Linked DNA regions of Homo sapiens: all the other regions are linked to region 1. The links are chromatin loops, found by intact Hi-C in ENCODE. Cell type or tissue: mammary epithelial cell. All regions are shown on one strand. Links, peaks and the distances in the headings refer to the core of each region. The heading gives the core; the rest is flanking DNA.

Region 1 (6,724 bases), core at 2,658-6,657:
GAATGAATATGATTATTCCAACAAAACTTTATTTACAAAAGTGGGTGTTAGGTTGTAGTTTCCCATGGTTTGTTGAGGCCCTCCTCTAAAAACTCACAGCTAAACAGATGGAAAAGCCAGCAGGAAATGATAATGCATAAAACATATCAAAGAAATATGGAGGATTGTACGGCAGGCACATGTGACAACAATAACATAAACATACCCTGAGAATGACCCGGTATGGCAGATGCACCTGACAGCAATAACGTAAGTATACCCAGAGAATGACCCTGTATGGCAGACTCACCTGACAGCAATAACGTAAGCATACCCTGAGAATGACCCTATCGTCTAAGAAGAATGTGTGTTTGGAGTTCCAAGCTAAGGAATCTAGGAGTGGCCAACCCGGAGATTCATTCCTTATCTATGAGGACCATAACCTGCAGCCTATTCCCTGGAATGCAGGCTGTACAGGGGATGGAGGCCCTCTTTTGTTTTGGGTTAAATGAACATTGCCAGGTGGAGGTTGCTAGGGGAAGTGTGTTAAGTGAAAATGCTATATAAATTGCATGCTTTTTACAATTGGTTGTGGTTCTCCTGTCCAGCCCACCAACACTAGACCACCCTGTATTTAAGTCTCCTCAATAAACCCTGTCTTGTTTGCAGGTTCCAAGTCTCTTCTTCGGCCTCTCAAACATGGTACCATCCCTAATGAAGTCAACGGGTCCAGCATGACAGGATGGAAGTACAAGTGTCAGCACCTATGTGAGTCCCAAGAGGGGAAATTAGAAACAAAAAGGAAGAAGAGGACATAGGCCAGGCACGGCGGCTCACGCCTGTAATCCCAACACTTTGGGAGGCCAAGGTGGGCAGATCACCTGAGGTCAGGAGTTCAAGACCAGCCTGGTCAACATGGCAAAAGCCCATCTCTACTAAAAAATACAAAAAATTAGCCAGGCGTGGTGGTGGGAGCCTGTAATCCCACCTACTCGGGAGGCTGAGGCAGGAGAATTGCTTCAATCTGGGAGGCAGAGGTTGCAGTGAGCTGAGATCGTGCCATTGCACTCCAGCCTGGGCGACAGAGTAAGACTCTGTCTCAGAAAAAAAAAAAAAAAAAGGAAAAAAAAAGATGATATAGTCAAAGAAATAACATTAAATTTCTTATAATTTAAGATGAATGATTTCAGATTGAAAAGTTTATAAAGGTGCCAAAGAGAAAAGGAAAGATCCACACTAGATACATTAGAATGAAATGTCAAAGTAACATACATAAAGAAGAAATTCTGAAATCTTCTAGAAAGAAAGAACATGTTATCTATGAAGGAACAAGGATCATATTGATATTAGATTTCTCAACAGCACATGTGCTGCAAGAAGACAAAGGAGTAATATTAAGTATTGTGAAACAAACCTAGAGCTTAGAATTTCATATTTAAAATTCTAAATAAATTATCATTCAAATTGTTATAGTTTGGGGGCCAGGTGTGGTGGCTCATGCCTATAATCCCAGCACTTTGGGAGACTAAGGCGGGCAGATCACTTGAGCTCAGGAGTTTGAGACGAGCCTGGCAAACACGGCAAAACCCCATCTCAAAATACAAAAATTAGCTAGATGTGGTGGTGCATGCCCATAATCCTAGCTACTTGGGAGGCTGAGGCACGAGAATTGCTTGAACTTGGGAGGCGGAGGTTGCAGTGAGCCAAGATCGTGCCATTGCACTCCAGCCTGGGCGACAGAGTGAGACTCGGTCTCATATATATATGAGACTGACAAATTGATACAGTTTGGATATATGTCCCTGCCCCAGTCTCATGTTGAACTGTAATCTGCAATGTTGGAGGTGGGGCCTGGTGGGAGGTGGTTGGATCATGGGGGCAGATTTCCATGAATGGTTTAACACCATCTTCCTGGTTTGTCCTCATGACAGTGAGTGAGTTCTTGAGAGAACTCATCATTTAAAAATGTGTGGCACTTCCTCTCTTTCTCTCTTGCTCCTGCTCTGGGTATGTGACGTGCCTGCTCCCCCTTTGCCTACTGCCATAATTCAGAGTTTCCTGAGGCCTCCCAAGAAGATAAGCCGATGCCAGCACCATGCTTCCTGTAAGCTGGCAGAACCATGAGTAAATTAAACCTCTTTTTTAAATAAGTTACCCAATCTCAGGTATTTTTTATAGCAATGTGAGAATGTGCTAGCACACAAATATGTTACCACTTAAATTATCATTCAAATATAAAAGCATAGTAAAGCTGACATTAAGCCTCAAGCATACAAGTTCACAGAAAATTTGTCACACAAGGACCCACATTATAAGAGAAGCAGAAATTCATACTGCTTTAAGAGATATCAGAGGCTGGGTGTGGTGGCCCATGCCTATAATGCCAGCACTTTGGGAAGCCAAGGCAGGAGGATCGTTTGAGCCCAGGAGTTCAAGACCAGCCTGGGCAACATAGTGAGCCCTTGTCTCTATAAAAAATAAAAAAATTAGCCATGGCCCTGGTGTGGTGGCTCACGCCTGTAATCCTAGCACTTTGAGAGGCCGAGGGGGGTGGATCACTTGAGGATAGGAGTTCAAAATCAGCCTGGCCAACATGGTGAAACCCCATCTGTACTAAAAATACAAAAAATTAGCCAGGTGTGCCGATGCACGTCTGTAATCCCAGCTACTTGTGAGGCTGAGGGAGGAGAATCGCTTGAACCCAGGAGGCAGAGGTTGCAGTGAGCTGAGATCACACCACTGCACTCCAATCTGTGTGACAGAGTGAGACTCTGTTTCAAAAAAAGAAACAACCACATGTGGTGGCATGCGCCTATGGTCACAGATACTTGGGAGGCTTAGGTTGGAGGATGGCTTGGACCTGGGAAGTTGAGGCTGCAGCAAGCTATGATTGTGCCACTGCACTCCAACCTAGGCAACAGAGTGAGACCCTGTCTCAAAAGAAAAAAGAGAGAGGGAGCAATATCAGAAGGTATCAAACATGTAAGTAAAATCCAAATAAAAGAACCAAAGAAAAGAGAAATAGAAACTATTTCAATTACAACTCAGAACTAAATTCCTAGAAAATATTAATATGACATGAAAGCATGCTAATATATTTATTTTGCACGAGTAATAATATGGATTTGACAACTTTAAAATAGGGAGAAAATAAATAAGCTTATGGTGTTATCAATCAGGAGACAGAAATTATACCAATAATTTATCAGGAATTTTTTTTTTTTTTTTTTTTGAGACAGAGTCTCACTCTTGTTGCCCAGGCTGGAGTGCAATGGTGCGATCTCAGATCACTACAACCTCTGCAGCTCTGGTTCAAAGTCATTCTCCTGCCTCAGCCTCCCAAGTAGCTGGGATTACAGGTGCCTGCCACCACCACATGTGGCTAATATTTTGTATTTTTAGTAGAGACAGGGTTTCACCACATTGGCCAGGCTGGTCTCAAACTCCCGACCTCAGGTGATCCACCCGCCTTGGCCTCCCAAAGTGCTGGGCTTACAGGCATGAGCCACTGCACCCAGCAGGAAAAATTTAATATAAAGGTTACTAACTAATAAAACATGGTTAACTATTAAGACAGATAAAGGATAACTCTAAAGAATACCAGAACCTGGGCACAAGGGCTCATGCCTGTAATTCCAGCACTTTAGGAGGCCAAGGTAGGAGGATCACTTGAGCCCAGGTGTTCAAGAACAGCTTAGGCAACATAGTGAGACCCCATCTCTACAAAAAATTAAAAAACAGCCAGGCATAGTGGTACATACCTGTAGTCTCAGCTCCTCAGGAGGCTGAGGTTAGAGGATAGTTTGAACCTAGGAGGTTGAGGCTGCAGTGAATCATGATTGTATCACTGCACTCCAGCTTGGGTAACAGAGTGAGACCGTTTCTAAAAATTAAAAAAAAAAAAAAAAGGCAGCTGGATGCAGTGGCTAGCACCTGTAATCCCAGCTACTTGGGAGGCTGAGGCAGGAGGATCACTTGAGGTCAGGAGTTGGAGACCATCCTGGGCAACTTAGCAAGATCCCTATCTCTTAAAAAAAAAAAAAAAAGGAAGAAGAAGAAAAAGCAAATGTAAACAGCATGACTACCTCTAAGGCTGAGGGAGAACATCCAAGGGAGTAACAGACTTGGAAGAGATCTCAACCCTGAGGCTAAAATTCAGACCCCCTTGGAGAGGACGGGGCTGTAGCTAGATGGCAGAGAAATTATATGTGTAAATGACAGAGGAATTCACTGGAGTGCTGCAGATAGAGGTGGTGGTGCAGCTGCAGGTGGGGATGGTGAGCTGGAAGCCATCTACTGGGGTGAGGTGGAAGCTTATTGGAGAGTGAGTGCCAATGGAACTCCATAGGTGACACCATAAGAACAAAATCTACAACAAGGAGATCTAGGAAGGGCAGCTACTGCCTCTCTGCTATGCCTGCAGTGTCTCTCTAGTGCCCTCTGCTGATAAGCCTAACATTGCACCAGCTGGCAAATGAGAAATGTTCATGGGATCCAGATCCAGATCAGTTAACTCCAAACAAGAAAAAGAAAGATTGCTTTGGACTAAGGAGCAATAAATTGATAACTGGCACAGTGTTACCCTCCCTTTTTTGTTTTTGTTTTTCCATTCACGGCTATACTGTCAATATCCATTCATGCTCTATATGTATGATTATTGGACATTCTATTTTTATACACTCCCTGGTTTTCTTTTCCTTTCATTGTTTTGGGGCTATTTTATAGCTCTGAAAGTTGTAGAAAACTAATAACAATGTAAAAGATTTTTAGTTCATAGAAATGAAAATTATTTGTGTCTGGTGGAATATAGTAGATTAACCACCCTGTGGTTAGACCATTTTCCATCTTTTAAATAAATGCATTCTAGCATTCCTTGTTGCCTATTTATGTGTGTTTTTTTGAATTATCCTTTGATCTAGTTGTAACATCTTACTGGTTCCCTCATTAATTAATGAGGTAAATAAAACCTATCACACATATTCATTTTGTATTTGTATGTGAGTTATAATTCACCTTCTAAAAAATTATACTTGAAATAAGACAATCACAAAATGGCAAATATTGTATGATTCCACTTGTATGAGGTGCCTGGCATAGTCAGATTCATACAGACAGAAAGTAGAACAGTGGTTGTCAGGGCCTGGAGGGCAGGAAGGAAAGAATGCGGAGTTATTGCTTAATGGGTACAGGATTTCAGTTTGGGAGGATGAAAATGTTCTAGAGATGGGTGGTGGTGATGGTTGCACAACAATATGAATGTACTTCATGCCAATGAACTGTACACTTAAAAATGATTAAAATGATAAATTTTACATTATGCATATTTTACTATAATTTTAAAAATTAAAATTAAAAAATTTTAATACTGAGTTTATTAATTGCTTTTCAAATTCAGTCACAGTTTACTAAATATTCTGTTAGCTAAAGTCTAAATTGTAAAGTTAACCTCCAACAACTTGTATATTAAATCATGGGGGAAAAAAGAAAATGGCTAACATTTAAAAATAAACATACATATTACAAGCAAAGAGAAAATATGTAGCCAACCTACTACAGCCCTGTTTTTTAACTGATGACGAGACCATGGTTGATATTTATGACCTTCTGCTACCTACTCTGTATTCCCTTTGCCCTCAGCCAGAAGCTCAGCTGGTCAGGTGTCTTAGTGGAGTGACCAAGCTTTCATTTCTAAATTGTCTGAGTCTTAATATTCCAGCCTCTATTTTTTTGTGTGTGTGACAGTTTTCTGTTAATATTTTTTCTTGGGCATTGATATGGTTTAAATTTGTCCTCCAAAGTTTGTATGTTGAAAACTTTTTTTTTTTTTTTTGAGAAGGAGTTTCACTCTTGTTGCCTAGGCTAGAGTGCAATGGTGTGATCTCGGCTCACCACAGCCTCCACCTCCAAGATTCAAGTGATTATCCTGCCTCAGCCTCTGGAGTAGCTGGGATTACAGGCATGTGCCACCATGCCCGGTTAATTTTGTATTTTTAGTAGAGACGGGGTATCTCCATGTTGGTCAGGCTGGTCTGGAACTCCCAACCTCAGGAGTGATCCACCTGCCTTGGCGTGCTGGGATTATAGATGTGAGCCACCCCGGCCCCACAAAGTGCTGGGATTATAGACGTGAGCCACCATGCCCGGCCATATATTGGAAACTTAATCCCCAATACAACAGTACTATGTTAAAAGGTAGGACTTTTAAGAGGTGATTAGGTAATGGGAACTCTACCCTCATGAATGGATTAATGTTGTTATCAAAGGAGTGTGTTAGTTATTGAGGGAGTGGTTTGGTTATAGAAGTGAATTTGTTCCCCTTTTGCTCTTGAGCATGCTCTCTAGCCCTGGGATGCCTTCCACCATGTTGTGATGCAGCAAGAAGGCCCTCACCAGATGAAGGCTCACAATCTTTGACTTCCCAGCCTCCAGAACTGCAAGCTAAATAATTTCTTCTGTTTACAAATGATCTAGTTTGTGGCATTCTATTATAACAGCACAAAATGGATTAAGACAAAAAAATTGGTACCAAGATTGGAGTTGTTGCTATAGTAAATACTTGAAAATGCGGAAGTAGCTTTGGAACTGGGTAATGGGTAGAGGCTAAAAAGATCTGGAGCAGCAGGCTAGAAAAAGACTAGATTGCTGTAAATGGAGTATTAAGGGTGATTCTGGTGAGGGCTCAGAAGAAGAAGAGAGCTGCAGGGAAGGGCTGAGACTAATTATAGATTACTTAAGTGACCATGAT
Region 2 (4,000 bases), core at 1-4,000, 56 kb before region 1:
TTTTGCTACATATTGTCAAATTCTCCTAATACAGTCATAGTATTTTGCGTTCCCACCAGCTATGTATGTAAGCACAGTATCTTCCCCCTACAACCTTTTCAATAAGACATGTTGTCAAACTTTATTTTTTGCCACTCCGATAGACAAGATATGATAGCTAAATGTAGTTTTCATTTGCATCTCTCTTTTTATGCATGACTGAGTATCTTTTCATATTAAAGGAGCATTTAAAAGTGTAGCTGTTCTGACAGGTTTGATATTTTAAAATAAGAACTTTCAAATAAAATTTTCACAAAGATAAAAAGGACTATTGAAATCCTCCTTAAAAATCTGAGTAATTTAAAAACTCTCCCACCCCCACATAGGTTTTATTCGTATCAGTTCATCTAATCAACACCTATTTATTGAGGATTTTGCTACAGCAGGAGCTTCCCAGTGTGTTAAGAGAAGCAGGGGCAGGCTGGGCAGTGGCTCATCCCTGTAATCCCAGCACTTTGGGAGGCCGAGGCGGGAGGATCACCTGAGGTCAAGGAGTTCGAGACCAGCCTGGTGAACATGGCAAAACCCCGTCTCTACTAAAATTACAAAATTCAGCCGGGCTTCGTGGCACATGCCTGTAATCCCAGCTACTCGGGAGGCTGAGGCAGGAGAATGACTTGAACTCAAGAGGCGGAGGTTGCAGTGAGTCGAGATCACGCCACTGCACTCCAGCCTGGGCGACAGAGCAAGATTCTGTCTCAAAAAAATAAAAAGAGAGGCAGAGGCAAAGGAGACGGTATTCAGTGATTCCAGTGGTTTGAAGACCACTGGAGTTGAGAGTACATGAGGCAAACTTTCAATGGGGAACACTTCATTGGACCACTAGAGGAATAGTTTTCTGGGCTTTAGAGACAGTCTGAGCAAAGAGTTATACCTGGTCAAAACAGAACAAGCCTGTTTTCTATTTAAAAAGGGAAGTGGGAGATAAGGTGAGCTACAAGTGCTAGAAAATTATGGTGGGAAAAGCAGAGACAGACTAACCAAATGTTTAGAAATACTGCTGTAATAAAACCTTGTAACTAGGCACCTCCAGTAAAACATAATACGCAACACTGATTACAAAGTAAATCCAAGAAAAGGTAGCAAGAGCTCATGAAGGTCTTCTGGCTACAGACAAGGATATATCCCACCTTAAGTGGAATCATTTCTACTCAGGATTAAAATCCAAGAAACAAGCAGGCTCACTATGAAACTTTATATTATATTGGTTGCACCACTGCACTCCAGCTTGGGCAACAGAGCAAGACCCTGTCTCCAAAAGAATAAAAATTTAAAAAGAAACTACACTATGAAATTTACTAGACAGATTCTATCATAATATAAAAGTGAATGTAGGCCGGGCATGGTGGCTCACACCTATAATCCCAGCACTTTGGGAGGCCGAGGTGGGTGGATCATGAAGTCAGGAGTTCAAGACCAGCCTGACCAATATGGTGAAACCCCGTCTCTACTAAAAATACAAAAATCAGCTGGGCATGGTGGCACGCGTCTGTAGTCCCAGCTCTTCGGGAGGCTGAGGCAGGAGAATCGCTTGAACCCAGGAGGTGGAGGTTGCAGTGAGCCGAGGTTGTGCCACTGCACTCCAGCCTAGCTGACAGAGCGAGACTCCATCTCAAAAAAAAAAAAAAAAAAAAAAAAGTGAATGTAATGAGAAGTAAGAGAAGTAAGCTACCATCAATGAGACATCATTTTAAAAAAATTCTAACATTCTTTGATTGAAATAATTATGCTTCTAAACAAAAGCCCAAATACAACTAAACCACATCATAGCTTATTTCTCATTAAACCTATCAGCAACCATTTACCATCTTCCTTCCACCCACGATTAAGTCAACACAACCCAGGGCAGAGTACACGTCTGACTCATCTATGTATCCCCTCACAGCACAGTGTGCAGTAGGCACTCGATAAATACTTGGTGTGTGAAACAAAGAAAACACTCTCCCATAGCAACGTGCCCAGACTCTTCTATGGGAGGACCTTTCTCCAGAATTATGTTAGGGCAACTCCCTGGTAAACCTTTCAAAGCAATTCAACAAACATTTATTGAGTGCCCAGTATGTGCCAGTGTTAGGTACTATTCTTGGCAATGGGATGTAAAGATGAGTAACACATAGTCCTTAACACCCTGAGGGGACCCAGTCTAGTATGAGAAACACAGACTATAAAATACAATAGGAAAACGCCACAGCAGAGATAAGACACCATGGGAACACAGGTGAAGGAACAGGTAATTATGCAGGGGGTGAGGGAAAAAGGTGAGGTTGGAGAATCCACAGAAATGCAATTCCAGCCCCCTCCTAACACACATGCTCACACTCCCTCTAAAACAATACAGAAGCCCCCCTTATCTGCAGTTTCACTTTCCATGGTTTCAGTTACCCACAGTCATCCAAGGTCTAAAAATATTAAATGGAAAATTCCACAAATAAGCAATTCATAAGTTTTAAATTGCACACAATTCTAAGTAGTGTGATGAAATTTCTCGCTGTCCTCTCCGTCCCACCTGGGACGTGAATCATCCCTTTGTCCAGTATATCTACACTACAGATACTACTCACCTGTAAGTCACTCAGTAGCTGTTTCAGTTATGAGATTGAAAATACATACTATATAGTGTATAGGGTGCAGTACTATCTGTGACTTCAGGACTCACTGGGGGTCTTAGAATGTATCTGTCTCATATGGGGGGACTACTTACTGTATTTGAAAAACAGAAACATGATCAAGTTATTCCACTGCAAATAGGCCTTCATGGATTTCCAACAGGTCAAAGATTATTTCCATGCAATAAAATGCCCACAGGCACCATCACCTGCATTTATTGGGCACTTGCTGTGTGCCAGACATTGTTCCAAGAATTTCCTAAGTATTAAGTTACTTAATCACTACAATAACCTGACAAGGTAGGTGCTATCATCATTTCAGTGTTACAGATGAGGAAACTGAGGCACAAAGAGTTACAAACCTTGCCCTAGACATCAGGTATGGGCATGTGAGACACCGAGGTAGGCACCCAGTTCTGGCTCCAGAGCCCATTTCTTTTTCTTAACTTTTACTTTAGGTTCAGGGGTACACATGCAAGTTTGTTATACAGGTAAATTGCATGTTGTGGGAGCTTGGTGCACAGATTATTTCGTCACCCAGGTAATAAGCATAGTACATGTTAGGTCATTTTTCAATCCTCCCCCTCCATCCTCTGGTAGGGCCCTGGGGTCTGTTGTTCCCTTCTTTCTGTCCATATGTACTTGATATTTAGCTTCCGCTTGTGAGAACATGTGGTATTCGGTTTTCTGTTTCTGAGTTAGTTTGCTTAGGATAATGACCTCCAGCTCCATGCACATTGATGCAAAGGACATGATCTCATTCTTTTTCATGGGTGCGTGATATGACATGGTGTATATGTACCACATTTTCTTTATCTAGTCTACCACTGGCACCTAGGTTGATTCCATGGTTGATTCCATAATGCGGAGCGCCTTTCTACACCACCCACCTCTCTGCCTCCTTACCTGCCTCTGGGCTCCTTGCAATGCAAAATGCCAGTAATAATACCAGAATGTGAGTATAGATGTGTTAAATACTGTGAACACAACCCAAATTGTTTTAAACCTCTGTGCTTCTGCATGGAAAGCCCTACAGCCAACCCTCCCCACATCCTTCCACTGCAGGGCAATAAAAACTCTGTGTGCCCCTCCCACTACAGAAGTTCCCTTCCTTGTTACATCCCTCCATCATTGAACTTAACACACTGTATTATAACCATTCATTTACATTTACACTTCTTCTCGTAGGCCTGCTATACTCACCCTATAATAATTATTATATGATACCGTAATTACTTGTTTAAATGTCTTTTTTAAAATGTCACCTCCTCAAAGAGGCCAATCCTGACCCTCCTCTTTATCTAAAATTGATCTTCATGCCCTCTCAAGTCACTTGTTTTCTCAGATCAAAGGGG
Region 3 (4,000 bases), core at 1-4,000, 230 kb before region 1:
GAAAAGACATAGTTTTGTCTTAATATTCACTAATTTTTCTCTTGTGTACCACTAGCCTCCTCTGAAATTTATGTGTTGAAGACGTTCCATAGACCAGGGGGCCCCCGTCCGCGGGCCTCAAATCAATACTGGTCCGTGGGCTGTTGGGAACGGAGCTGCACAGCAGGAGGTGAGCGGCAGGCCAGTGAGCATTACTGCCTGAGCTCCGCCTCCTGTCAGACCAATGACAGCATTGGATTCTCATAGGGGAGCAAACTTTATTGTGAACTGCGCATGTGAGGGATCTAGGTTGCAATCTCCTTATGAGAATCTAATGCCTGATGAGCTGAGGTGGAATAGTTTCATCTCCAAACCACCTGTCCCCACCCCTGCCCTGTCCGTGGCAAAATTGTCTTCTGCAAAACTGGTCCCTGGTGCCAAAAAAGTTGGAGACTGCTGCTTATAGACCTTAACAGAGCTTTCTTTTTTTTGAGACAGGGTCTTGCTTTGCTGCCCAGGTTGGAGTGCAATGACGTGAACATGACTCACTGCAGCCTTGACCTCCCGGGCTCAAGTGGTTCTCCCACCTCTGTCTACTGAGTAGTAGGCACTACAGGCCCGCACCACTATGCCCGGCTAATTTTGATATTTTTGTAGAGACAGGTCTTGCTAAGTTGCCCAGGCTGGTATGAACTGCTGGGCTCAAGCAATCCTCCTGCCTCAGCCTTCCAAAGTGCTGGGATTACAGGCCAGAACGAGCCTTTTGATCTCATATATTATTATACCTGAAGTTTCTTAAGTAAATTTAAACTAGTTTATAAAAGGATAATTCAGGAAATGTAAAATTACTTGGTATGGATATGCCTGTCACTTCAAGTGTCTCTCTTTGCCCTGAATATCTCAAGTTATTAGTTATTTTATATAACATCAGACCCTTAGCACATTGATGTGTTTTAAATCCCTTCATAAATATGACTCCAAAGTACTGATGGAGAGTCAGAAAATAATTGCATTCTGCTTGAAACTTTACAACCTTCCTTTTTAAACAAATGTTTCTGTTTAATGTAACAAATGTAATGGCCTTTGGCCAAAAGTAATAAAATTCTTACTTGATCATAAATTCCTAAATTTCCCTAGTCTGTTTGCAAACAGTGAGCTTTTTTCCTGTCTGAAAAGCCAGAGCTCAGGACCGAATGACATAGTGGCTATTTGTATTACATTCTAATACACAGTGCTCTAGTTTTCTTTCTTTCACTTGTTTCATTTCCCAGTACCTATTCTAATGCAGTGCTAAATCAGTGTGTTTTTTGTTAGCTTTATTGAAGTATGATTTATATTAAATTCACCCACTGTAAGTGTACATGGTGATTCAGTAAACCTGTAGCATTGTGCCAGCCTCATCATAATCCAGATTTGGAACACTTTCATCATCCCCCTGAAATTCTCATGAGCCTGTCTGCAGTCAGTCCCCACTCCTCCCCTCCTTTCTCTTCACCCTAGGTAGCCACTGATCTGCTTTCTGTCTATAAATTTGTCTTTTCTGGGTATTTCATATAAATTGAATCACACACTATATTTAATCTTTTGCATCTGGCTTCTCTCACTTAGCATAATATTTTTGAGGTTCACTTCATCCATAGTGTAGAATTTTTTATAGCTGAATAGTATTCCCTCATATGCATATATCACATTTTGTTTATTCATTCACCAATAATGGTTGTTTGGATTGTTTCCAATTTTTGTCTATTATGTGTGATGCCATGAATGTTCATGAACATATCTTAATTGACCATATGCTTTCATTTATCTTGGGTAGTTTCATATACGTGGAATTGCTGGGTTTTATTGTAACATGATTTTAACTTTTTAAGAAACTGCAAACTGTTATCCAAGTGGCAGTACCATATGTTTCCATCAGCAACATATGAGATTTCCAGTTGCTCCTTGTCCCCTCCAACACTTGATATTGCCTTTTCCTTTGATTATATCCATTCTCCTGGGTGTGAGACATGGTGTCATTGTGGTTAAATGAATGTACAGTGCTTTCAAACAGCATCTTTTTCCTAAAGAAAATGATTGCCCTCTAGTGGCTCATTCTGCACATTACACTTGGGAAAGGGGCACTAATGAGAAGTCTAAAGCTCAGAACAGGCTTGTTAAAATTTACATTCATTTCACAGCATCCCTGGTTTAGCACACTGAACACAATTTGAGTCCAGTTTCAAAATGTTTTACTTCATTACTACTATTAATAATACCCAGGAGCTGAGCTGGTTGGCTGTGGCTTTTACATAATCCCAAGAGGTACATTATAGTCAAAACTAAATTTGTGTGCTTTAGATCTTATCCACTTTATGCACTAAGATCTTTTGCTATAACAAGGGTTTAGACCTGTAGAGTGGCTAACGCCTACAAAGAAGGGGAAAAAAGGCCAGAGATGGTTATTGTTTACTCAAACCTATTACATCCTTTCAAATCAGAGCCAGAGGAATAAATCATTTTTACTAGTGGAATGAATATAAATTCTTTTTAATGAATTGGACACAAATGTGTCTGGTGGCTTGTTGGTATTTTCAGGTAACACCTTGTAAATATGCCTATGGAGAGTTGTAAAAATTTAGGAGACTAGGTCTCGGCTGCTCCTAGGGCTCTGCTGAAAGGACAGAACACTATGCATGTTTAAAAAAAAAAAAAAAAAGTTAAAACTTTGAGCTAAGTAAGGAACCTGGCCAGGGATTTACTTATTTAAGGCATGTGTATTTGGTAAGTAAAAAAAGATGTGGCTTCAGGAAATTAGGGTAGTAGAAGCAAACATTTAATGATTTAACATAAGAAGTTTTTGCTTTAAAGCTATCACTCACACAGGTGATGTCATTTATTTTTTAGAAAGTGGAGAGAATGTATATATGTGAAATTTCCCTGAGCTCTTAGGCTTTAGATTTCCAAATTACCCAACAATGCATTTTATTGTCCTGACATGTCTATGAAATCACATGTATACATGTGTGTATTTTACGCCTGAACACAGAATAGCAGAGCCTGATGGATGGGACTGCCTATGGTTGACCTACTGCTTTACTCAATTTGAGGTAAGGGGAAGGAGGGGGCATTTTTGTATGTGACATTGGGTACACAGTGATTCCACTCCTTAGTAAGTATGGTCCACTCCACTTATCAGTTAGAGGTGGATAAGGGAGTATAAAGATTAGGATAAGAGAACATTTAGCCAAGTCTAGGGGGTAAGCTTTGGATATGAGGAAGGAGATTAAGATAATTTTTAAACATGTATCAGAACCTATAAAATGTTGACACTATGAATACTGGGTTTTTTTGTTTGTTTGAGACGGAGTTTTGCTCTTGTTGCCCAGGCTGGAGTGCAATGGCACGATCTTGGCTCACTGCAATCTCTGCCTCCTGGGTTCAAGCAATTCTCCTGCCTTAGCCTCCCGAGTAGCTGGGACTACAGGCATGCGCCACCACACCTGGCTAATTTTGTATTTTTAGTAGAGACGGGGGTTTCTTCATGTTGGTCAGGCTGGTCTCAAACTCCTGACCTCAGGTGATCTTCCAGCCTCGGCCTCCCAAAGTGCTGGGATTATAGGTGTGAGCCACCGCGCCTGGCTGAATACTGGTTTTTAAAGAATTAACATGGAGGTTTTAAACTTACTCCAATGGTGCTGCCATCATTGCCCAAAGAAAACAACTTAGGTAGATACTGAAATTATCTAATAGGGACACATTTTTATCCTCTGTCTTTTGCAATTGTGTTTTGGAGCCAAGTCTGATGAGTTATTTATGTGGATAGTATTGTTTAACTCTTTGTAGAAAAGCAACCATAAAATAAATAGGATGTACCTATGCTTGCACATAGTTCTGAAGACAGTTTTTTTTGTTGTTGTTATTGTTGTTTTTGAGACAGAGCCTTGCTCTGTCGCCCAGGCTGGAGTACAGTGGCGCAGTCTAGGCTCACTGCAACCTTCGCTTCCCGGGTTCAAGCGATTCTCTTGCCTCAGCCTCCTGA

Evidence for each region. A loop is a pair of places that touch in the nucleus more often than their neighbours do. Peaks named below come from ENCODE experiments on the same cell type or tissue, not always from the same donor. Only the 100,000 strongest peaks of a DNase experiment are listed, where the experiment ranks them.
Region 2: a loop joins it to region 1, with 4 times the contacts of the local background. A loop is called at or near these places in 19 of 110 quality-filtered maps.
Region 3: it touches region 1 in a loop (12-fold over the local background); 14 of 110 quality-filtered maps call a loop at or near these places.

The regions. Positions count from the first base shown.
Region 1 is chr4:86,920,251-86,926,974 of GRCh38, reverse strand. It overlaps AFF1-AS1 (AFF1 antisense RNA 1), which reads left to right. Exons shown (of 3, transcript NR_038841.1): 3 at 649-2,081. It also overlaps a transcript of C4orf36 not described here. Among named protein-coding and RNA genes, the nearest start is that of AFF1-AS1, 11 kb to the left of the region's middle. RefSeq lists a silencer at 1,684-1,978. In mammary epithelial cell, for the core only: a CTCF peak has its summit at 4,421 (motif pointing left); DNase peaks (open chromatin) are centred at 4,394 and 5,134; H3K27ac peaks cover 1,422 bases.
Region 2 is chr4:86,975,855-86,979,854 of GRCh38, reverse strand. All of the region lies in intron 2 of AFF1 (ALF transcription elongation factor 1), which reads right to left. Among named protein-coding and RNA genes, the nearest start is that of AFF1, 43 kb to the right of the region's middle. In mammary epithelial cell, for the core only: no CTCF peak of the experiment used is centred there; DNase peaks (open chromatin) are centred at 1,984 and 2,554; H3K4me3 peaks cover 285 bases; H3K27ac peaks cover 2,654 bases.
Region 3 is chr4:87,149,041-87,153,040 of GRCh38, reverse strand. No RefSeq gene overlaps it. Among named protein-coding and RNA genes, the nearest start is that of KLHL8, 70 kb to the left of the region's middle. RefSeq lists enhancers at 1-116, 117-617 and a silencer at 1,974-2,023. In mammary epithelial cell, for the core only: a CTCF peak has its summit at 2,072 (motif pointing left); a DNase peak (open chromatin) is centred at 2,040.